2 separate regions of the Homo sapiens genome follow, and region 2 is linked to region 1. The links are chromatin loops, found by intact Hi-C in ENCODE. Cell type or tissue: endothelial cell of umbilical vein. All regions are shown on one strand. Links, peaks and the distances in the headings refer to the core of each region. The heading gives the core; the rest is flanking DNA. Region 1 overlaps CCN2-AS1 (CCN2 antisense RNA 1). Region 2 has its middle 130 kb from the start of LINC01013.

Evidence for each region. Peaks named below come from ENCODE experiments on the same cell type or tissue, not always from the same donor. Only the 100,000 strongest peaks of a DNase experiment are listed, where the experiment ranks them.
Region 2: a loop joins it to region 1, with 9 times the contacts of the local background. A loop is called at or near these places in 1 of 110 quality-filtered maps.

The regions. Positions count from the first base shown.
Region 1 is chr6:131,954,761-131,965,901 of GRCh38, reverse strand. All of the region lies in intron 2 of CCN2-AS1 (CCN2 antisense RNA 1), which reads right to left. Among named protein-coding and RNA genes, the nearest start is that of CCN2, 9.0 kb to the right of the region's middle. In endothelial cell of umbilical vein, for the core only: a CTCF peak has its summit at 5,347; a DNase peak (open chromatin) is centred at 5,351; H3K27ac peaks cover 417 bases.
Region 2 is chr6:132,252,808-132,263,948 of GRCh38, reverse strand. No RefSeq gene overlaps it. Among named protein-coding and RNA genes, the nearest start is that of LINC01013, 130 kb to the right of the region's middle. In endothelial cell of umbilical vein, for the core only: CTCF peaks have their summits at 4,445 and 4,652; a DNase peak (open chromatin) is centred at 4,698.

The DNA.
Region 1 (11,141 bases), core at 977-8,976:
TACATAAAAAATTCATTCAGTGGTAGATCTGTTTGTACCAGATGCTATGTGAGAGTTATTCACAAATACTCAGAAGTCAACTTCCAAGAAAAACCTTAAATTACCTAAAAACTTAAGAAAAAAAATGGTAGCAATTTGCCAGTAAGCCCTCCGATGATCTTTGATATCTTTAAATCAGAAGAGTTTCTATACCCTTTCCCTTTCAGAATTTTAGAGATTTTAGAAAGTCTTTGCCCCAAAATGTCATTAAAATGTTATCATTTTCTACATATTCCATTATGTTAAAAAAGGTTGAAAAGCATTGCTCTACCCTAATACTATAATAGAATTAGAAAATTATATAAATAGTTACATCAGAAAATATCAATATGAAAATAAAATTATGCCTCTCTCACACTGGTGAAGTCTGTATCAGCTAGGACATTTTATGGTACAATATCGAGAACTTTTTAAAATAGGGTTAGGGGAACATATTGGCTCATGAAATTGATAAATTGAGAGATGGAGTAACTTTAGGCAAGGCTTGATTTAGTACCAAAAATAAGGTTTTCTTCTGTGCTTATGCTCTGTATTTCACTGCAGTACTTTCATTCTTAAACTCCACACATTCGTCTCCCAGCAACCACAGGTGCTCCCAGAATGTCCAGAGCATCCCCAGACCTCACATCTTCACACTACCTCCCTCAGCTGCTTATTCAGATAGTTTATGCTGATCGTTTGGTATTCCAAGGATACACACACATGCACACACACACGTGTACACGTATATATAATAAATATATATAAATTTACATATATAATTTATATATATAAAGATATATATATATCTCTTATTTCCAAGATGTCAATTAGACAGTAGAATAAACTTGGAGATGAAGACTAGAATTTTCTTTAAAATGAAATGGAACGTATTTTAAAATACCAAGGGCATCACATCCAGTAACGATAAAATTACAAAATTTTTGTTTCACTGTGAATGTGTATGTGTGAGTATATATTTACTGGATCAAACAGAAAAAAAGCTTCCTACTAGAGTCAAAAGTTTATTAGGGTTGGGCATGACAGCTCACGCCTGTAACCCCAACTCTTTGTGAGTCTGAGGCAAGATGATCACTTGAGGCCAGGAATTTGAGACTAGCCTGGGCAACATACCGAGACACCGTCTCTACAAAAAGAAATTAAAAATTAACCAGGTGTGATGGTGCATTCCTGTAGTCCTAGCTACTTTGGAGGCTGAGATGGAAGAATTGTTTGAGCCCAGGAGGTCGAGGCTGCATGAACCATAACCACTGCACTCCAGCCTAGGCAACAGAGTGAGACCCTGTTTCAAGAAAAAAAAAAATAGTTTATGTGATTGAACATACTTAGCCACTGCTCCAAGTGCTGGAGAGCAATCGTGAGCAACTTATAAAGCCATGAAACAGCATGATAAAATGTGTAAGTTATTCAAATGCACTGGTAAAACCAAAGAATAGGGCAGGAGCCCTGGAACTGATAGATAAGAATGGAGAACATAGAAGCCAGACAAAGGCTCTTATCTTAGAGGTAATGGGAGCCACACAAAGGTTTGGTTTTAAGCAGGTGAATAAGCACTGTAGATTGATAGATTTCTCAGGCAGCAGTGGAGAGAATGAATTGGAGGGCAATAGTGTGAGTTAAAAGACCAGTTAATAGCAGAAAGACTAATTCAGTGGTCCAAGCAAAAGATGTTGAGGGTATGATGTGTTAGGAAGTTATCATGAGAGGTAGAGTCCACAGAGCTTTATGAATCATCAAATATAAGGACTGAAAGAGAAAAAAGAATACAAGACAACATACAAGCCTCAGTATGGAGTGACTGGGAAGACAGTGTTCTAATCACTAAGATGGGTTCACATCTAAAGGCAAAAGATTTTGAAGTAGAGATGAGTAACAAATTTAGTTTTTACTATGCTTACTTAACATCTGAATAGGACATTCAGATTAATGTGTTGTTAATAGCACAAATGAACTCAGAACCGAGTTTCCGGTTGGGATCCAGACAGCAGGCAACCATCAACAATGTGACAGGAGAAGAATATGTAAGAAGAGGACTAGGGACAAAAGACTACAGGTCACTCACATCATAGGGGTAGGCAGAGGGAAATGAGTCTGCAAAGGAGAACAAAGGAAATGGTCAAAGAGATGGACAGAATGGGATTCAACTAAATACCTACAGAGAGATCAAATTGTATGAGAGCTGGAAAGAATCCACTGGATTTGGCAACAAAGAGGTTATTTGGTGATAATTTGCAGTGCCATGGTCAGGAGCTTTATTACAATGGGTTGAATGGTAATATGAAGGTGTGTATTTGGAGACAGTAAACACAGGGGATTTGTGTGTCACTGTGTGAGTATGTGTGTGTTTTAGGAGCTTCAGTGCAAAAACAAGCAATGAAAAGAGGCTGTTAAGACAATGGGAGGGTTGTTTTATTTCATTTGTTTTGGGGTTTTTCTTTATTATGTGAGAGAAATGTAGCCATGTTTATAGGTTGGGAAGAAGAAGCTGCTAGAGAAAAACAAATTGAAAGACAGGAGAAAATGAAAAGAAAAGAGAGCACATGGTTCCATAAGAGATGTAGTGCCACAGGTTCCAAAGAGCACATGGTTCCATAGGTGACATGGTCCCATAGGTTCCAAGGAGCACATGGTTCCATAGGTGACTTGGTTCCATAGGTTCCAAAGAACACATGGTTCCATAGGAGACATGGTTCCACAGGTTCCAAGGAGCACATGGTTCCATAGGAGACATGGTTCCACAGGTTACAAAGAGCACATGGTTTCATAGGAGACATGGTTCCATAGGTTTCAAGGAGCACATGGTTCCATATGTGACATGGTTCCATAGGAGACTTATGCTTTTGGATCTAAAGCCCAAGTGGAGGTCTGTCTGAACCAGCACTATTCTGTCAAACTTTCTGCAAAGATAAAAATGTTCTCCATGCCATCCAAACAATAACCGTTAGCTGTACATGGCTACTGAGTATTTGAAATGCAACCAGTACAACTGAAAAACTGAATTTTAACATTGGTTAATTTAAATGAAATAGCCCTATGTGGCTAGTGGCTGTAGAACTGAACACTGCAGCTCAAACTAAAGAAGCGAATAGGAAGCTGAGAGCCCATCAATCCTGGAGACAAAGGCTGGAGGTTTTCACACCTGGTAGTCTCATGTAGAAAGGAAGGCTGATCAGCAGGGAGGCAGAGGAAGGGTTGACAGGGTAGGACCTTGGAGGGAAGCAGTTAGGCTTGGAAGGGACACAAAGGAAAGGATGGCAAAGAACTGACCAGAGCAACTAAAAGCACAACATAGTAGAACCGAGGACACATCTGAGACTAGAGACCACAAATGTATGGCAGACACTATAGGAACAACTAAGGCAGGCACTGGCTTGAAGAAAGGTCATGAGGCCAAAGGCCAGAAGTGTAACAAGGGGCTGTTGGCATAAAACAGTATGCCATGGAGAGAGAGGAAGCAAAACCGTGTGTCCAGGAGAAAAGGAAGGGGCAAGAGACCAAAGTCACGATCAGGTCAAAACATTGATGTGAAGAATAAATGAGCAAGAGAGGCCGGGGGCGGTGGCTCACGCCTGTAATCCCAGCACTTTGGGAGACCGAGGTGGGCAGATCATGAGGTCAGGAGATGGAGACCATCCTGGCTAACACGGTGAAACCCCGTCTCTACTAAAAGTACAAAAAACTTAGCCAGGCGTGGTGGCGGGCGCCTGTAGTCCCAGCTGCTCGGGAGGCTGAGGCAGGAGAATGGCGTGAACCCAGGAGGTGGAGCTTGCAGTGAGCCGAGATCGCCCAACTGCACTCCAGCCTGGGCGACAGAGCGAGACTCCGTCTCAAAAAAAAAAGAATAAATGAGCAAGAGAGAGCAGGAGAGGACAGAAATGTAGGGCTGTATTAGTCTGTACTCACATTGCTATAAAGAACTACGTGAGACTGGATAATCTATAAAGAAGAGAGGTTTAATTGGTTCATGGTTCTGCAGGCCGTAAAGGAAGCATGACTGGGGAGGTCTCGGGAAACTTGCAATCACAGCGGAAAGCAAAGAGGAAAGAGACACGTCCTACATGGCTGGAGCAGGAAGAAAAGAACAAAGGGGGACACTTTTAAACAAGCAGATTTCATGAGAACTCTCTCATGAGACAGCACCAGGGTGATGGTGCTAAACCTTCAGAAACCACCCCTATGATCCAATCACCTCCCACCAGCTCCACCTCCAACACTGGGGATTACAATCTTACATGAGATTTGGTGGGGACACAGAGCCAAACCATATCAAGGACCCAAGGGGATTGCAGAAGTTCTATGAAATGGCAGGGTGTATGGCAAATCCTGACTAGCTTAGAAGAGACAGGCAAGAGGAGCTTAGAAGTGAGTTTGGATAGTGATTTGGGTGGATATTGGGGTAACTTACGATGGTGGCAGGACTTTGAGCGTGAAAACCCGAAAAAATATATATATATATATATATATGAGATACTATACACACACATTATATATACACACATACATATATACAGTATATATTATAGGAAAGCTGACCAATTATCTGCAAAGATGATCCACTCCCAAAGGGAAAGTTCAGGTTGGTACCATGATCAAACCCCCCAACTTTTAAGAACGTCCATTTGGTTTCTCTAGGAACTTTTGTTGTATTTCTTTTTCTTCAAAGAGGCAGAGAAAATAACCATGTTTTTGACTGTCAGTGTTATAATATTAGGTCACAGCTTTTGTAGCTATTAAATGCAATTGTATTATTCAAAGGGACATTTCATTTTCCACTTGCACAGCTCTCTCTATTTTGGAATTGTCTCCTCTAGTTATTGAACTTAATAAGCTTAAATGCCCCCATATGTACAGAAAGGGTTCAGTATTATCCATATTGTGAGGCTGTATGACATCATTGTATCCAAGCCCTTTCATGGTCATTTTACACAGACTAGCACTTTCTCACTTTCTTTCTCTCTCTCCCTCTCTCTTTCACGTCATGACTTTAATGGCAAAAACTAGAAACTTACATTTTCTCCCTTCTCCTACAGCATTAATATTACCCACATGCATGTGCACGCCCACACATTCACCCATGGGGACATTTTCCAGACACAGCTTTTGCAACTATCACAAAATTAATAAATCCTATATTAAACGGTGCCCAATTTTTTACTATAAATATTTCTACTTTCACATAGGTATTAATCTAATCTGTTTAGATGTTTCAGATATGGACGTTTCTAATAATAATGATAATTGGTACCAAATTACTTAAACTGTATTTCTTGCTGCTTTCAAGAACTTATACTCCCCCCTGTGGCAATTTGATGACAAAAACAAAAACAAAACAGAAAAAAACAGGATCCTGAAGACAGAATCACAATTCATAAATCATTCACAAGTTCAAAATAACGGTATGTTTCTTGCTAGAAAAAGGCTGTCAATACAAACTGTCATGACATTCTTTTTTTTTAAGTGTAATCTGCATAATACATGACCGTGAAAACTACTGAGCTAAGTGCTAATACGTAGTAAATGTGCTAAGGCAGAAATTTAGTATCTAAAAATATTCAGAGATGAACTAAAAGGACAGTTTTATTTTACTTTAATGAACATTTATTGAGTGTTTAGTCTCTGACAAGCATTGTTCTAGATGTTTTAGGATTTTTTGGTATTTAACCCTTGCAAAATGTCCCAACAATTCTATGAAATCTTATGAAGTGGGTACCATTATTATCTCCAGGTTAACAGAAGCAGAGACTTAGAGAGATTAAGTAGTTTGCTTAATGTCATGCATTAAGCCATATTAACATTTAATCATATTATTAAATAGAGAAATAGAGAAAAAAAATCTCTCCTGAAATGGTGAAAAAGAGAAATACAAAGTACAGCAAATTTTATATTCAGATCAATTTGATGATATATCTATTTCTAAAACATTCTAAATCAAGATAAAAATTAGGACTCACTCAATCCAAAATGGTGGCTAATTTTATGAAATGCTTTAAACTATAAAATTAGCTTACTTTAAGTGACAAAATTTCACACTAGAATGTCAAGCTACAATTGTTAAAAATCTTGTTTAATCAATTAAATATGAGCCAAGTTTATTTTGGCAGGTTTTATTCTTACGATCTTGAAAACAAAGCATAAACACCAAAGTTTTTTTTTTTTAAATGATGTACTAGTGTCTTCCCCACCTCACTGCACCTTTGCTTTTCTAGGCCTAGCTTGGTGGAATATTGGGCTGCCAGAAACAGTACAACAGGAGTATTTCCCTACCACCAGCAATGCCAGGAAAAATAAGGAAGTCCAAGTAAAATGACCCCCTGCAACACTTTAGTAAAGGATGCCAGGTGATGTAGCTATGACATAAATACATTTGGTGAGTGGCTTCTGCCTTGTGGCCTCCTGCCCTCACATGCAGGGTCTAAGAATTCTCCTCGTCCTTGGCGCTTACGGTAGACAAAATGGCTTCCAGATGGCCGTTTCTGCTCAACATAAGGTCATTTTCCCTTCTTGGAAAGTTGGATATGATGCATGAGAAATACAGGAGTTTGGACTTCTCGAGTTCACTTTAGATGAAGGCCAGGCTTCAGTGTGTAAAATGAGAACACATGAGAGAAAAGTGGTAACACCACACTGTGGGTCCCCCCTCTCGGGGAGGCTTCAGAAGCTGACAAGGAAAAACCAGCTTGACCCATGAGGGATGGGCCTGCCTCGAAAGCGATCAAAGCCAACCAGGGAGGATACATTTGACTGTGGCAGTGCTCAGCCCTACTGCAAAGCAACATTGGTTCAAAGTCCATCTGAAACTGGACTGGAAGTTTGCTTGCTTACCTTCTGAGCTGAAAGCAAATAGTAGGAGCCTCAGCAATCAGTCAAATACGGAAACAGCAGGGAAAACCACAATCAAGAAGAACCAACATAGAGACGTTAGAAATGATGAAAATGCCACAAAAGATTCAATTGGACAAAATAAGTTTTTATCATCTGTATATGAGAAATAGCTTAATAGTGATATTATTTCCAGACATGAGCAAGTCAATGGTTATATGAAATGTAATCCTGTAGTTGTTAACTTTCACACACATGTGCAGGTCAATAAGAAAATTCCCTCATCATAACCCCACCATTCCTAGACAACCCTCTCTCTCTGCCATGTGTAGTTATGACAAATCGCATTCCATTAACAACATGAAACTAGTTATGATTCCAATCAAATCCTTCCATGGTTAAAGGAGAGAGGGAGAAAGCTGTAAACCTGAAAGGCAAAGCATATTCAGTTTGAGGAAAGTGCATTTTCAGTTAAGGCAAGTTCATAAAATAAATATCAATAACATGGCAGGACATGTTTATTAGGGGATACTCGTGAAAAACCTATGTTGATAGTAGACATTGCTTCAGTGCTGATGGTTTGTCCCAGACTCTGTCATGATATTTATCCCTAAGGGTAGCTTATCAGTGAATGATACAATTATTCAAGAAGACCTTCATGATGTCTATGGTTGGTCCCAGTCTCAGCCGAAACAAGACTGCATAGGGTTAGACTGAACGCTTTCAGTGTGGGCTGAGGCTGACATCAGAGCAGAGCACACCCTGATATTAAGCCTCCCAAAGCATACCCATCATCTTATTCATTTTTTCCTTTTTTAGCTGCATCAGTTAGTTAGCGGATAAGAAGAACATATCTGTCTACATAGCAACATCACCAAAATCTTAATTGTTAAAAAAAAAAAAAAAAAGCAAATCTAAGCCCAAATTTCTCTACTAATACAGGTCAGTAAACATTTTCTTTCTACTTCATGTTTATCTCAGACCACGGCACAATACAATAGTGACTGCCAGTTAGCCCACAGGTGTTTATATGCCTTCTAGGGTGTGTCCTTTAAGAGTTTAAGATCTGAGATAACTATCTTAAGGACACACAGTGTTTAGAGATCACCATATATAGAATGGAAAGAAAAGAAGCCGTGAAGTTTGGAAGGAAAGGCAAGGGGTGTTCTCTTTAGAAGAACTGAATTTAAATTCACTTGTCCCTTCTCCACCTCTAACCAGGCTTGTGTATGTTAGCATTATTGGACCTCAATTTCCTCACCTGCAATATGGGTAGAATAATACCTAATGCGATTGTTATGATAATGAAGTAAGATGGTAACCGTGAAAGGGCTTTGTAAATTAAAAATTTCTACATAAACAAAAGAGAATGCAGTCAAAATTTTGAGTATCTATTTTAGGCACCCAGATAGAGTTCTAAGAAGCGTTCCCGCTAAATTGTTCAGATAAAATTGGCATCGTGCATTCTAACATCAAATTAAACAATGCATTAGTTGACTTTTACTTCAAATCTGATGATGTCAGGATTTTAAATAGAATGTGGTTTTTCTTCATATGTGGTGAAAGTTCTGACTTAGAAGATAAGATACCTTCTCAAAAAGCCTTATCCAGGTGCTCAGATTTTAATATATGATTCCCATAGGCATGGTTATTTAAAGATTTACACACAGGAAAATAGTTTAGAAACTCTTTGGATGATTCAAACAACTTGGTTTTTAGCATTCTAGAACATACTGGCTACCAAGTTTGCTTTTAATTTGAAAACTTGTCACCATCATGGTAGCACAGTTCACATTACAAAATGAAATGAAAGAAAACTGTCAACCCAAATATATGTAAAGTGTTAAAGTCTGTAGCATCACATTAAGTAAAATACCACCTTGGTTTCCAAGAAATACAAATCTAAAGAAAATGTGATGGACACAAGCAATCATAATTTTTTGGTTGTTTCTTTATCATTTGCATACCATATTCTTATTAGTGATAAGTTACACATTTTTCACTGAAGAAAGGAAGACTGTTAGGAACTCCCTAACTCTCCCCATCCTCCACAAATCAATGAAAACTATGAACATATAATGAAGATGAAGGGAGTAGATGCTATCAGGTGACAAAAATAAGCTGAGCATAGAATTTTGTTTTAGGTATCCTGAAAACTATGATTAAAATGCATGCCCACATTATCATCGAAGTGACAATATAAGGTATATAAGAAGCATAAGACAAATTTAAAAGTTTCATCTGTGGCCCGGCGCAGGGGCTTACGCCTGTAATCCCAGCACTTTGGGAGGCTGAGATGGGCTGATCTCTTGAGCTCAGGAGTTCGAGACCAGCCTGGGCAACATGGCAAAACCCCATCTCTACAAAAAAAAAAAAAAAAATTCTTTTAATTAGCTGGATATGGTGGTGCACACCTGTAGTCCCAGCTATCCCAGCTACTTGGGAGGCTGAGGCAGGAAGATCACTTGAGCCCAGGAGGCAGAGGTTGCAGTGAGCCAAGATCATGGCACTACATTCCACCCTGGGAGACAGAGCCAGACCCTATTTCAAAAAGAAAAAAAGTTTTCATTTGTTAAATGTCTCTATCAATCCTGAATATCTAATCTAATAAAATAAATAAATAAATAAGAGGTAGGATTTGATTTTCTCTGAGCTCTCACCTAGTTTTAACACTCTAAAACCCATGCAGAGCTGGACACTGTTATAAAATCAAACTGTGACAGGCTTTTACAGTCAATCTGAGTTGGGCTTAGTTTTGAGAGCCACTGAAGAATGGAAGAGAAGGGCAATTTTAAAACTCTAATACCTTTATGAAAGTGCTTTCATAAATATTGTCTCCTTGAGCTGCACATTAACTGTGAACAGGTGGGAAATTTCAGGCTCAGAGAGAGTAGGTGTCTTCCCTGAGGTCACTGGCAAGCAAATGGCAGGTATGGAGCTCACACCTTCACCTCCTAGCCAGTCCCCTAGGCTCCACCTAATGGTATTCCAGGGAGTTTGAAGTTGTGAGAAGGGACCTCAGGCCTCTTGGCTAGAGGTGGGAGCACATTTCCAGGGATGAATGATGGGGTCTGGCTTAATCTGCACCCCTTTCCCACCCCGCAGCAGAATCCCTAGGAATACATTCATGTATATTTCACACTAGTCCTTTCAAAATATTTATCCTTTCACTTACTTCTATTATTTGAGATAAGATAGCTAGTCCCAATTCTCTCTTCCTCCTAAACCTATTGATTGGGTGTCCCCAAATCACACATCTTAAGAAATGCTTATTTCCTCTGTTTTTCATTCCCACTCACTTAAATATCACCTTAAGTATCACCAAGGGGATGCTTCACATTTAGCCCTGATGAAGCAAGGGGCTGTAAATACTCCTGGTTGCTAAACGGTGATGAATTTGAGATTCTAACCTGTCGAGGACAGTGTAAGAGACCACCAGGCTCATTCCTACCTAGCAGCATCCTCATCTGACACTATCTTAGATGAACAAAAGCTGACTAGAGGCAACACAGGATTCTAAGTAAACTACTTTAAAAAAAAAAAGAGTCAAATTAACAAAATAAGTGAAACAAACAGTAAGTTGAAGGGATATCATCTTACAAAACAAAACTTCCTTTCTCACCCCTCTGGCCTCCAACTCTATGGACAAGCGAGGAACAGGCAAACATAAAACACAAACCACATGCAACGGCCTTGACTGCCTTCTGACAAATACCTTTGCATTAGAAAATATCCTAAGAAAGTCAGAGAACTAATTATAAGGAGGAAAAGGCATGAAGGTAATGAATGTAATTTAGATAGTAAACATCCGCGTTTATCTTCCCCGCCATGAACTCCCAGCAAGTACGCCCTCTCCTTAACCTTCATCTTAAGCAAACAGGAGGTCATGTCAGCCAAACCAGGGTCCCTGAAGATTTCAGAATAATATTTATTACTATTTTACAAAAGGCTTCTGGGATACCATTTTTTTTTGTAGAATTAATTTACATGATTGAATTTGAGGCACGCTAGAAACATCAGAAACCTCCCCCTGACCCACCATAAGGACAAATCGCTCACTGTCCAGATGCCCATATACGGCCAGACTTCCTCCTATAAGTCTGACAGCTCCGTGTATGCATTGCGTATGGGTCTTGGCTCTGAGTCACATTCCTCCGGCATGTTTCCCTGGGAGCTTTGATTTCCGCTTTGAGGGCTGGCACTGACTCCTACTTGCTCTTATAAGAAAATGTCTACAACTAAAAGTTGAAAATGTGCAAGATTCCTTCTTTAAGTACACAAAC
Region 2 (11,141 bases), core at 964-8,963, 300 kb before region 1:
GCTTTTGAGCTGGAGAACTGAAGTAATAGATGGGTGTTGCTCTAGGCTACTAAGGTTATACTAATTTATTACAAAAGTAATAAAAAAAATCCAAGCAAGGAAATAGCTAAGGTCAACTTGGGTCGCTAGAAATGTGCAAGTATCTATAAGTAAAATAGTTAATATAAGAAACGGAATCAGAATGAAAAATATGACTGAATTTAGTTTCTGATTCAGCTCCTTGGATGGGCCATCAAGTTTCATTCATTCATTCTTTTATTCACTCAGAAAGCATTTGTAGTGCACACACTGCAGGCTAGGCCTTGGGTTTGTAAAGATACTGATGAAATTGACCTAGATTCAATGTCTGGTCAGTAATAAGCAGTCAATATATGTTGAACTGAGTGGAACTGTATTAAAAGCCTTTGAGAATCTTCAGTCTGGTGACTTAAAATTCTTAAGCTATGTAGTAAATAAATGCCTGTATCTTCATAGCCCTAGCCGCTTCATGGACATGCTCTGTTTTGATCACTTTATTATCATTGTTGTATATTTTTTGTATATAAATTTGTATATTTTCTACATACATTTATTTACCTTGTTTACTACTGAACATATAAATAACATAGTTTAATTCCCCTTTCCTCAATGTAGGTATGATTTTGTGTGTGTCTTTGAAAATCACAAATACCATTCTTACAGTTGACCACTAAATTAATGGACTAGATAGACAAGGGTCCCTTGTCTGCAGCTTGTTCCTCTGCCTGAAATCCATAGCAGATATTAGGCCATGGGTCACTGTCTCTTATAGTGTTTCTTGTCTGTGCTCTCCAGTCACCAAACAGAATATGAATACCTTGAAGAGGCTCTTTCTCACTCACAGCTGTTTACTCACCAATGCCTAGTGAATAGTAGGGTGTCAATAATTGTATGTGTACAGATTAACTTGCTAATCAAATATGGCAAATAATTTTACCATAAACACATAGAAAAGGTGTTAAAAACTAGAAATAGACACAAGTACTAAGACAATACTTTAATCTCTTTGTTTTGGTGCAGTAGACTTAGAATATTTACAGCAGGTTCATTAATCTGTCCATCCACTAATCCATCCACTAATCCATCCATCCATCCATCCATCCATCCATCCATCCATCCATCCATGCAAACATTCAGCATGTCTTAAGCGCCAGCCATATGTGGACACTCTTCTCTTCCTTTTATTTACTGATTGTGTGACCTTAGACAAGTCACAACCTGCTTGAATACTTTTTCTTTCCTATAAAGTAATGGCAATGATTCCTATCTATTCTTTGCCCTTGAAGTCTAAATGAAATATTCATTTGTATGTGTGGAAGAAAATGCTTTGAAAAAAAGTTCTTTGAAAACTGTGAGTTTATCTACAAAAGTAAGATATTAGCATTATGACTAACATAATTATCACCAGGAATGACCACATTCATATAAATGAGGGCCAGGAAAATAAGAAAATTTATTCACTTACATACAAATAGATCTTCCTATGGTTCTCATATGTCCTCAGGAAAATGGAGGCTAAATATAATGTCTTTGTATTTTTTGCATGGGGTTTGAGAGAACAAATCATGTGCTGTGTGATGGATAGCAACACATCATGCATTCATTCATTCATTTTACAAACATTAATTGTTCCAAACTATATGCAAAGCTCTTTGCTAGGCACCTTATGTGAAATAAAGTGTTTCGAGAAGGTAACTTAAGGATAAGTCTGTGTTGTTCCAAGTTAAAAAAAATCAATTAATCAAATTATTTCAAATATTTTAATATCCCTAATCATTTTAACAAAATCTGGATTATTGTCTTGTTCCCACTTTTAATCCCGGGTGTTGGCGTCATGTAATGCTGACTGTAGGTAATATTTTTAGAACACTCCATCTGCGTCAGTAAATGTGAGTACTTTACTTGCATTATATAATTTAATATTTGCAACAAACCTAAAGACATATCTTTCAATTTTACATATTGGAAAACTTATATGATGTGACCCTGAGGCCAGTCTCTTGGCCCCTATTTTGTACTACCTCAGCTTTTGTTGTCTGAATGCTTAGACACATTATGTTACATAAAGATTAGTAGCTCAATGATATAATGTGTTAGTGATGATTGTTCTCTGGATGGGGCTCAGGTCCTAACTTGATCATAGAGATTCAAAAAAGCTAGAATCCTGTAGGCACAGGCAGCTTTCCATGTTGTCTCTCTCATGTAACATATTTTCTCAGAATAAAAAAATTGATCTGTTTTACATGGAAAATATAGTTATACTTCCAAAAAGCTGAGAAATATTTCAAAGCATGTCAAGCCAAAGCCTGCAGCAAACCCCTTCTTTGACATCACACAATGACAGCTGTCCCAACATGTCTGTCTCTCTTGTGCTCAACAACAGTGATGTGGATCATGTAACACCACATGCTTGGGAGGCATGCCAGATTCCAAAGGCTCCTGCATCTTTCCCAACATTTACCCCTCAAGTACAGATACAAGAGTCATATAAGAAATGGTCAGTGTGGATGAGGTGGGTGGATCACTTGAGGTCAGGAGTTGTAGACTAGCCTGGCCAACATGCTGAAGCCCCATCTCTACTAAAAATACAAAAATTAGCTGGGCATGGTAGCGTACGCCTGTAATCCCAGCTACTCAGGAGGCTGAGGCAGGAGAATCACTTGAACCCACGAGGCAGAAGTTGCAGTGAGCTGAGATCACGCCACTGCACTGCAGCCTGGGCGACAGAGCAAGACTCCATCTCAAAAAAAAAAAAGAGAGAGAGAGAGAGACAAAAAGAAATGGTCAGTGTGTCATAATTCAAATGAGAGAGAATTTTTACTTATAAGAGGGAAATTCTCCTTAGCTGAATATTATAAAAATCAGATGTGATGTTCTACTTTACATTAAGTAGACTTTTCATTGACATCCATGACTGAGAGAGTAGAACATATAAGAGTCACAGGGAAGATAGACTTTGCTGGAAATGAGATGAGCTGAGAGGAGTGTTATCCATCAAGAGCTTCATTCTGAGCCTGCTCCAGTTGTTTCCAGTACAGACTAAAGGACTGAGCCTGCAGTTGTTACAAGCACAAGAATAAAATAGGTTTGGAAAACTCATTCATAACCAATGTGTAGTCTAATGATCTGCTGAAATATGCCTGTGTGGCTGGCAAGAAAGCCAAAAGTAGCCCTGTCGTTTCATTCATTGAGTCATCTAGAAGTGCTGGACAAAGTGATTTGGTATATTTACCTTTATGATTAGAACTGTTGTGTCTCCAAGATCTTCTCCTTCTATACAGAAATCTGTGTATTACAACCTAGAACAATGCAGCAAGGTAAGTCTAGATTTAGAAGGGGACCATTACTGTCACTGTCCTATTTCCTGTCATTGGTATGATTTCAAGATGCCAAGAATCTCTTTCCCTGTTGGAGGAAAGTCCAATAAACTGGAGATCAGAGGACCTTGACTCATCCCACACCGCTACCAATAAGCCATGTGTAACCTGTTATGTTTCTTCATCTCCTCCAGTAATGAATGAGAGTTTGGAAATTTTCTTCCAAATCTAGAAATCTCTGTTATTTTCTCTGAAGCTTACATTGCTTTTTATCCATGGACACTTTCATGCCTTTAGCTATTTGTTCAAATCCCTTTTATCTTGAACCTGATTCAAATGCTGTAATAAGTCTTCAAACACCCATGCTCTTGTACAAAGACTTTAGTGTTCAACTAGGACACACCATATATTTTTCAAGTTACTGAATCTTTGGAAACAAAGCAGGGTCTGGGAGATATCAAATGTGTATAGGATTTTTATTGGAAGGGAGAGGAATAATAGCAGACCTGTGATTGTTACAGACTATTTGAAGAGGTCTGTGTGTCCAAAGCAGAAGTGCAGCTAATTTCCTTGTGCTTCCTATTATTACTGTTGTCTATATTTTAAGCTATCATTGTTTTGTTGATTCGATGGTAATTCTGTTTTAAGTTTTTTGAAGTAAAAACGAAGTTTATGTTATAGAAGTTCATTGTTAATCGGTAAGACAAAACTAAGAACATAAATACCAATGATGATAAGTCATCCTTAACAAGAATCCATACTACTGAAGTACAAAATAGTATATATTCAACCATTTAATGGGATGAGGAAAATTTTAGTTATTTACCATTTTTAAAAAAGCTTAATTAGAAAAGGAAGAGCTACATGAAGTATATTAGTCCATTTTCACACTGCTATAAAGAACTGCCTGAGACTGAGTAATTTATAAAGGAAAGAGGTTTAACTGACTCACAGTTCAGCATGGCTGGGGAGGCCTCAGGAAACTTACAATCACGGTGGAAGGCAAAGGAGAAGCAAGGCACCTTCTTCACAAGGTGGCACGAATGAGAATGAACTCAGCAGGAGCTACCAAACACTTATAAAGCCATCAGATTTTGTGATAATTCACTCACTGTCACGAGAACAGCATGGGGGTCACTGTCCCCATGACTCGATTACCTCCACCAGGTCTTTCCCTTGACACGTAGGGATTATGGGGATTATAGGGATTACAATTCAAAATGAGATTTTGGGTGGGGATATAGCCAAACCATATTATGAAGACTTTTGGAAGTACTTCTGAGTAAAAGAAACAAACAAAAATCCCAAGTTTTTAGATGTGCCACAAGGTGGTGTGAAGAGTCCAGTTTAGCTTGGTTGTTTCATAGCAAGGAGAGAATAATGGAGATTAAAAGGGTAAAGTGCAGCCTCAGAGGAGGTAAAGCAGAGAAGTGGTGCAGTGGAGGTGGGAGCTGGGAGTAGGAGGTGTTTGTAAGTTAAGAAATTGGGATGGACTTGTAGTATTTTCTTCAGAGGCTGAGTTCCTCCCTTTCTTCAAAACAACAATGCTCCTCCTGGCATCTCTTCCTCTTTAACTGATAGGAATCCCTTTTTTGTTTTTCTAAAGTGTCTTGAAAGATGACTTTTATTTTTAGAAGTAACCACACAATACATACACCCTACAGCGTGCAACTTTTCTTCTTCAGCCATAAAACATTTTTGAGTTAAGAATTTATGACTATTTTTACAGAATGTGAACTGTTCGAGGACTAAAATCTATAAGCAATGATTCATACAGACTGCCTATCACTGATAAGTATTATACCTTTAATTCACATTTCTCTCTCCTTAACTTGAGAGAATTGAAAGAGTATGAAAAAGTGTAGTTGTATCGAAAGGATATCCCACAGGCTTTAGCTTGATGTAGTTGGAAGAGCATCCTTATTGAGTGTTTCAACATTTTCCATCTGGGCTGTCAACATGTGTTGCCCGAGCAGGGCAAAATTGGAGAAAACAAACCTGGAAAATCCCCTTCAGGGTATTGATTTTCCTTTTCCCAGAGAAAGGTTTGGGCATGAAAGGAAAGCCCTGCTGTTCTTACTGAAAGTCACATTCTTTGGAGTGGTTGGTTTTTCTACTGGTTTGCAAATCTGAGAGTAAGCCAGTCCAAAAAAGCACTTAGAAAACTTTATTTTCATGGTAAACATTATGCATGCCCAGGGCAAGTTCTCCTCTGTAAGATTATCATTACAGGGGCATTCCTCAAGAAGCAATTTATATATCACTTTTGAGTGAAAGAGCTGCCAAATATATAAATATTCATTTATTCTCAGTTCCATACTAGTTTCTGATTGGTCTTAAATGCCAGTGCTTTAGGAGCAGGTAATGGATACTATAGTTCTTGCCCTTTCCTGAGTTTTTCTCCCACTGGGAAAATGAGCCAGTATCCTCATGACTGCTTATGTGGTAGGTACAGCAACATAAGCACCAAAAGAAAAGTAGATCAAAGTTCCCCTGGTATTTTAAAGAGAGGGTTCATTACGTTTAGGAAAAGGTCTTTGCAGGAAGCAGAATTATAGATGGGACATGAATATTGAGCACCTGTAGTGACTCAATTTAACACTGAGATTCACAATCCTGTTTGCAATAAGCAATGTTAACAAAAACCAGCATTAGCTGAGTCTTTAGTGTGTGCTAGGCATCACTGTATGGACTCTACATATTTAATCTTCACAGAAGCCCCATGAGTTAGGTGCTACTATTATCTTTATTTTACAGATAAGACAACCATGGAATACAAGGGTTAAATGACTTGCCTAAAAGGCACACAGCTGCTAAGTGGCTGAGTCAGGATTTGCAAACAGCCAGGCCTGGTCTCTTATCCACTGTGTGATACAAGCTCTCATTTGAATGCTGTAGATAAACATAATTGTACAGGTATAAAATAAACAAACTCATTGCATCATCACCTAATCTACTAAGGAACTCATCTGTTTGGCAACCTTATGTATTTGAAATACAGTTATAAACCAGGTGGGGGAAAAACAGCTTGTGAGCGGATAAAATACACACCAAATCAAAGCACCAAAGAACAGGTACAGTATTCTTGGGAGGGTATAGCTGACCCTTACCTCAACTGTATTTGCCATTAATTAGCACATACACTGCATGTACCTGTTATTATTGTATTACACAATTTCTCTGTTGTTACTGTAGACAAAAGTGGTTTCCAAATCCAAGGAAATTCAGATCTGCTTTCATTGACATCTATATTCACAGCAGGGAATGAGTTTACATCGGGTCACTTAATGCAAGAGCCCAAATTCTTATCAATTTTAATGAACCCTAGAAAAAACATAGCCTTGCACCAGAGTTCATTAAGAAATGTTCATGCTGGTGACAATAAATCATGAAAAAAATATCAAACCACTTTTGACTATTGGTTCAAGAAGAAGAGAGCATAAAATGCTGTATGGAAAGATCTCTGTTCAAATTAGCTAATCATTTTCAAACCGATAAGTAGTACTTTGGGGAGAAAATACCCTCTTAGAACCAAAACTCATCTATCCATAGCAATATTCTTTGAAGGGTCCAAAAAGTTGAAGTTGAATATATTTTTCTACTTTTGTAAGATAGTGTGACTCCTGAAACAAAAATGCTGAGTGCCATGGCCTCGCATGGGTAGAGTTGATGCCTGTTGGGCACACAGTACCATCACACAGAGTGGGGCTGTGAGCAGGAAGGGGTCCTTCAGGGTGGGTGCAGCTTTCAAGACCCAGTCTGGAAGCAGGACCAATGGAAATTGGTTTTTCTGTCTACAGAACTTTCACGTAGCCTATTTTACCATAATAGATGTAAAAAAATTGAATATGATTCACATATTAGCAAATAAAGGTGCATAAATTATTTTTCAGTTAAGGGCTAGGGGTCCAGAAGTATCTCACCAACATCTGATAAAGTTTTAACTAAAATGCTGACTCTTTAAATAATGGACCAGAAGTCTTTGCCTGAGACACAAAAATATATAGGCACCTTTCCCTTCTTTACTTTAAAAACAGCCCTCCTAACAGCCCTCCTTTTTTACTTTAAAAACAGCACTCTGTTCAATAGAACTGTTGATTTTAGTAGTTTATCTGCTGTTGCATAGGAATCAAAACATGGAAGACATCCCCTGAGTATCCTGCCTTATCTCACATACTTATTCTGTACTCTCAGTTTTGTAAAATTAGCACTTCTTTACTGATAACATCAATTGCATCAAAACATCAGCTAAAATCAGTTTTATCCTGCTTTTTTTCATAATAACTTTATCCAGCTTTAAAAACAACAGTTAAATGATATCATCCCAGGGAGCCTCCATGGTAAAACTAGAATGAGCAAGAACCTCTTATTACTATATTCATTTGTATATGATGAGACCACCTTGCTATTAAGCTGAATATTATGCCTAGAATACATAGTAAGCCTTTTTGCTCTGGAGAAGAGATCCATGTCAACAAACACTAAGAACCTAGTATGTATCCATCCCTATACCATGCACAGAGAATATACTATTGAGGAAAAGAGAAAAGATGGATCTCAAGCAACTCAGATTCTAACAAGGAGGCAGACACAAAACTGTCTAACAAACAACATGGAAAGTGCTATAGAAGCACACTAGTGCCAGGAAGGAAGGGGTGCAGGTGCGCAGAGGGAAGTGTGTTACCCTCTGGGCAGGGCGTGGAGAGGGAGAGAGGGGAAAGGATGGAGCAATGGTTGGAGAAGATGGTATAGCTGTTAAGATTCCTAGCTCTGGAATCGTTCAACAGACCTGCACTGCAAGTGAAGCTCTACTATTTATTAGTTAGTGGGCCTTGGGCAAATTATTTATCTCTTTGTGCCTTTTCTGTAAAATGGGAATAATAGCAGGACTTTCCTACTTGGGTTGTTTTGAGTATTACTTGAGATCATGTATGGAAAATAGTAGTCCAGTGCCAGCAGACAGTTGCCCTTGATAAATGCTAGCCAAAAATGAAGAAGAAAGAGGGCTAATCTGGTAGGGGAGAGACACCTGAGGTTGGTTAAAGGATGGCTAGCCAGAAAGGGGACACAAGGTTGAAAAGTACGTGGAGGTATTATTTGGAAAAAACAAAGTGTACATAGGAACTTGGGTATAGAGTGTATCATGGATGTGAGGAGTAATAGAGTGGGGACGAATTAATACTACAGGTGAAAAACAAAGTTTGGTACATTGCCACCCCCCTCACAATTAGGAGAGAGAAAATATTATGAAAAAGAGAATAACTTATGTGCTAGAATATGTATAATACCTAAATACCTAGCACTGTCTGGATATAAAATTTGTACTTACATGAAATAAGAATTGGGTTTACTCCAGTGTAGCAACTATAAACCTCAGGCCACCATGAGGGCTGCTCATGAGACCTATCACCAGCATCTGACATGGTGGATTGTCTCTTTCACACCTACTTCACGTGGGTTCCAGGATACCACACTCTCTTGGTATTCTTCTTACTCCACTGTTTGTTAGTTGGGTCTGAGTCTCTTTATTAAACAAGCTGGTGACAAAACGTTACTGATAGCTGACTCTATAAGAATCTACCAAAATAATCACTATGGATTTTGAACACGTTCTCCTGGTCCCTTCAGAACTTCCCTGCTGAACTGCCTACATATAGCTTTCTTCCCTCTCATTGATTACTCTGCCGTCACTGGTACCATCCATGAATTGTCTTGCCTGTTGTCCTCTGTACTCTAGAACAGCATCTCTCTTCTTTCAATGTTACCTGTGGTCTTCTGTCATGCCAAACCAAGCTGTATTAGATGGAATTACAAAAAGCAAAATGATTAGAGGATGAAGATGTACCATGGAATGCAGATGCAGAACCATTAATTTCCCATGGGGTAGGCTTTTCACACGGGATCAATGTGATTGAGAAACTAGCGGTGGACTGTAGCTGGACAAGCTCAAAGATTAGCCACAATTTTGGCTGGTGTATATCTTCCATAGTGAAGTCACTTACTGGGATATTAGCAGATTTATGATGATAACTAAAATGACTACTATTAGACATCTATTATATACAAGGCAGCAAATTTCTTTTTTATTTGCTTGCTTTGCATAACTTAGCACTCCCAGTGATCTCTGGATTTGGAGGTTAAGATGCCTAGTTTCATAGAAAAATATTTCTTGGCACCCGGAAAGCTTCTAGTTAATTGCTTTTAGACAGAGATCTTTGAAGTCATTTAAGGGGTTGGACTAGTTTCCTATTGTTGCTGTAAAAAATTACCATGAACTTTCGTGGCTTAAAACAAGACAAGTTTACTATCTTAAAGTTCTGGAGCTCAAAAGCCTGAAATAGGTCTTCTGGGCTAAAACTAAGGTGTTGGCAGAGCTTGGTTCCTTCTGGAAGCTCTAGAGTCTGGAAGCTCTAGAGGACAATCTATTTCCTTGCCTTTTCCACATTCCAGAAGCCTCCTGCATTCCTTGGCTCATGCCTCCTTGCTCCACTTTGAAGTACATTACTCCACCCTCTGCCTCTGCCATTCTCCTCTCTCTGCCTTTGGTTCTCATGTCTCCTTCTTATGTTAATTCTTGTGACTACAATGGGCCCACCAGGATAATCTCCTGCTCAAGATCCTTAACTTAATCATATTTGTAAAGTTCTTTTTGCCATATAAAGTAGCATATTCACAAGTTCTGGGGATTAGGACATGGAAATCTTTGGGGGGAGGCATTGTTTTGTGTATGACAGTGTCTTATAATGAAACATTAAAATATAGTTTTCAGTAGACCAGTACTACCTGATAGAAACCATGAGAAAGCAGAAGCTTCCCATAGTTAAACTTTCATTGAGCAGCAACTCTGTGCCAAGCTTTATATTACTTGTTGAGAATGTAAAACAATAATTGCAATAACAAACAATAACACAGCTACCAATGTGGGAAGTACTTGTAGGTGCCAAGATATGTTGAGATAAATTACCCCTACATCTCACAAGAATACTAAAAGGTTTCTGACCTCGTTTTGAATTAATTACTTCTATAAAGACCCTCTCTCCAAATAATGTCACAATACTGAGGATTAGGAATCTAACATAAGAATTCTAGGGGACACAATTCAACCCAAAACAGACGTTAATACCAACATCCCCACTTCACAGCTAAACCACTGTGAGCATATTTGGCTCTCTTCTCTTAAACCCTCATCTCTTTTGATGACATACTTTAGCTAATTAAGGGCAGCTGTCTGCTGGCACAGTGGAGTAGGAAGAACACCAAGATATTCTCTAATTTTACTATTGCATAAAATAAGGCTCTTAATGGGTAAAGAAGCAATTAACTGCAGGGCAGGAATTTGAATATGGATCTTGTCATTTCAAATCGTAGGCCCTTTGAACTAAAATATATTGCCTATTTTCCCCACTCCTCTTTTTCCTCAAGATACTTGAGAGCTTTTCCTATGTCAATGTTCATAAAGTACTACTTGTTTTCATTCATTCAGCAACTCACTGTGCATAGAGAGGTAGATTCCCCAGATCTGCCCTCTGTCCTCAGGGAAGTTAATTCTCTTGTCTTCTTCCCTTTCTTTAATTTACTAGAAGTCTAAAATATAAATATATCTTTCATGTTTTTGGAACATTTGAATGCTAAAATCATTTTGTCCAAAAAGAAAGTAAAAAAGTTTTATAATTGCTCATGAGTGAAGCCCTGAGTATATTGTGGTATAAGTTTTATTGTTCATTTTATTGTATACATTTCATTGTATATTCAGAAAATAGTTTATTTTCTGAACTAGAAAGAGATCTCCCTGGACAGATCCAGTGG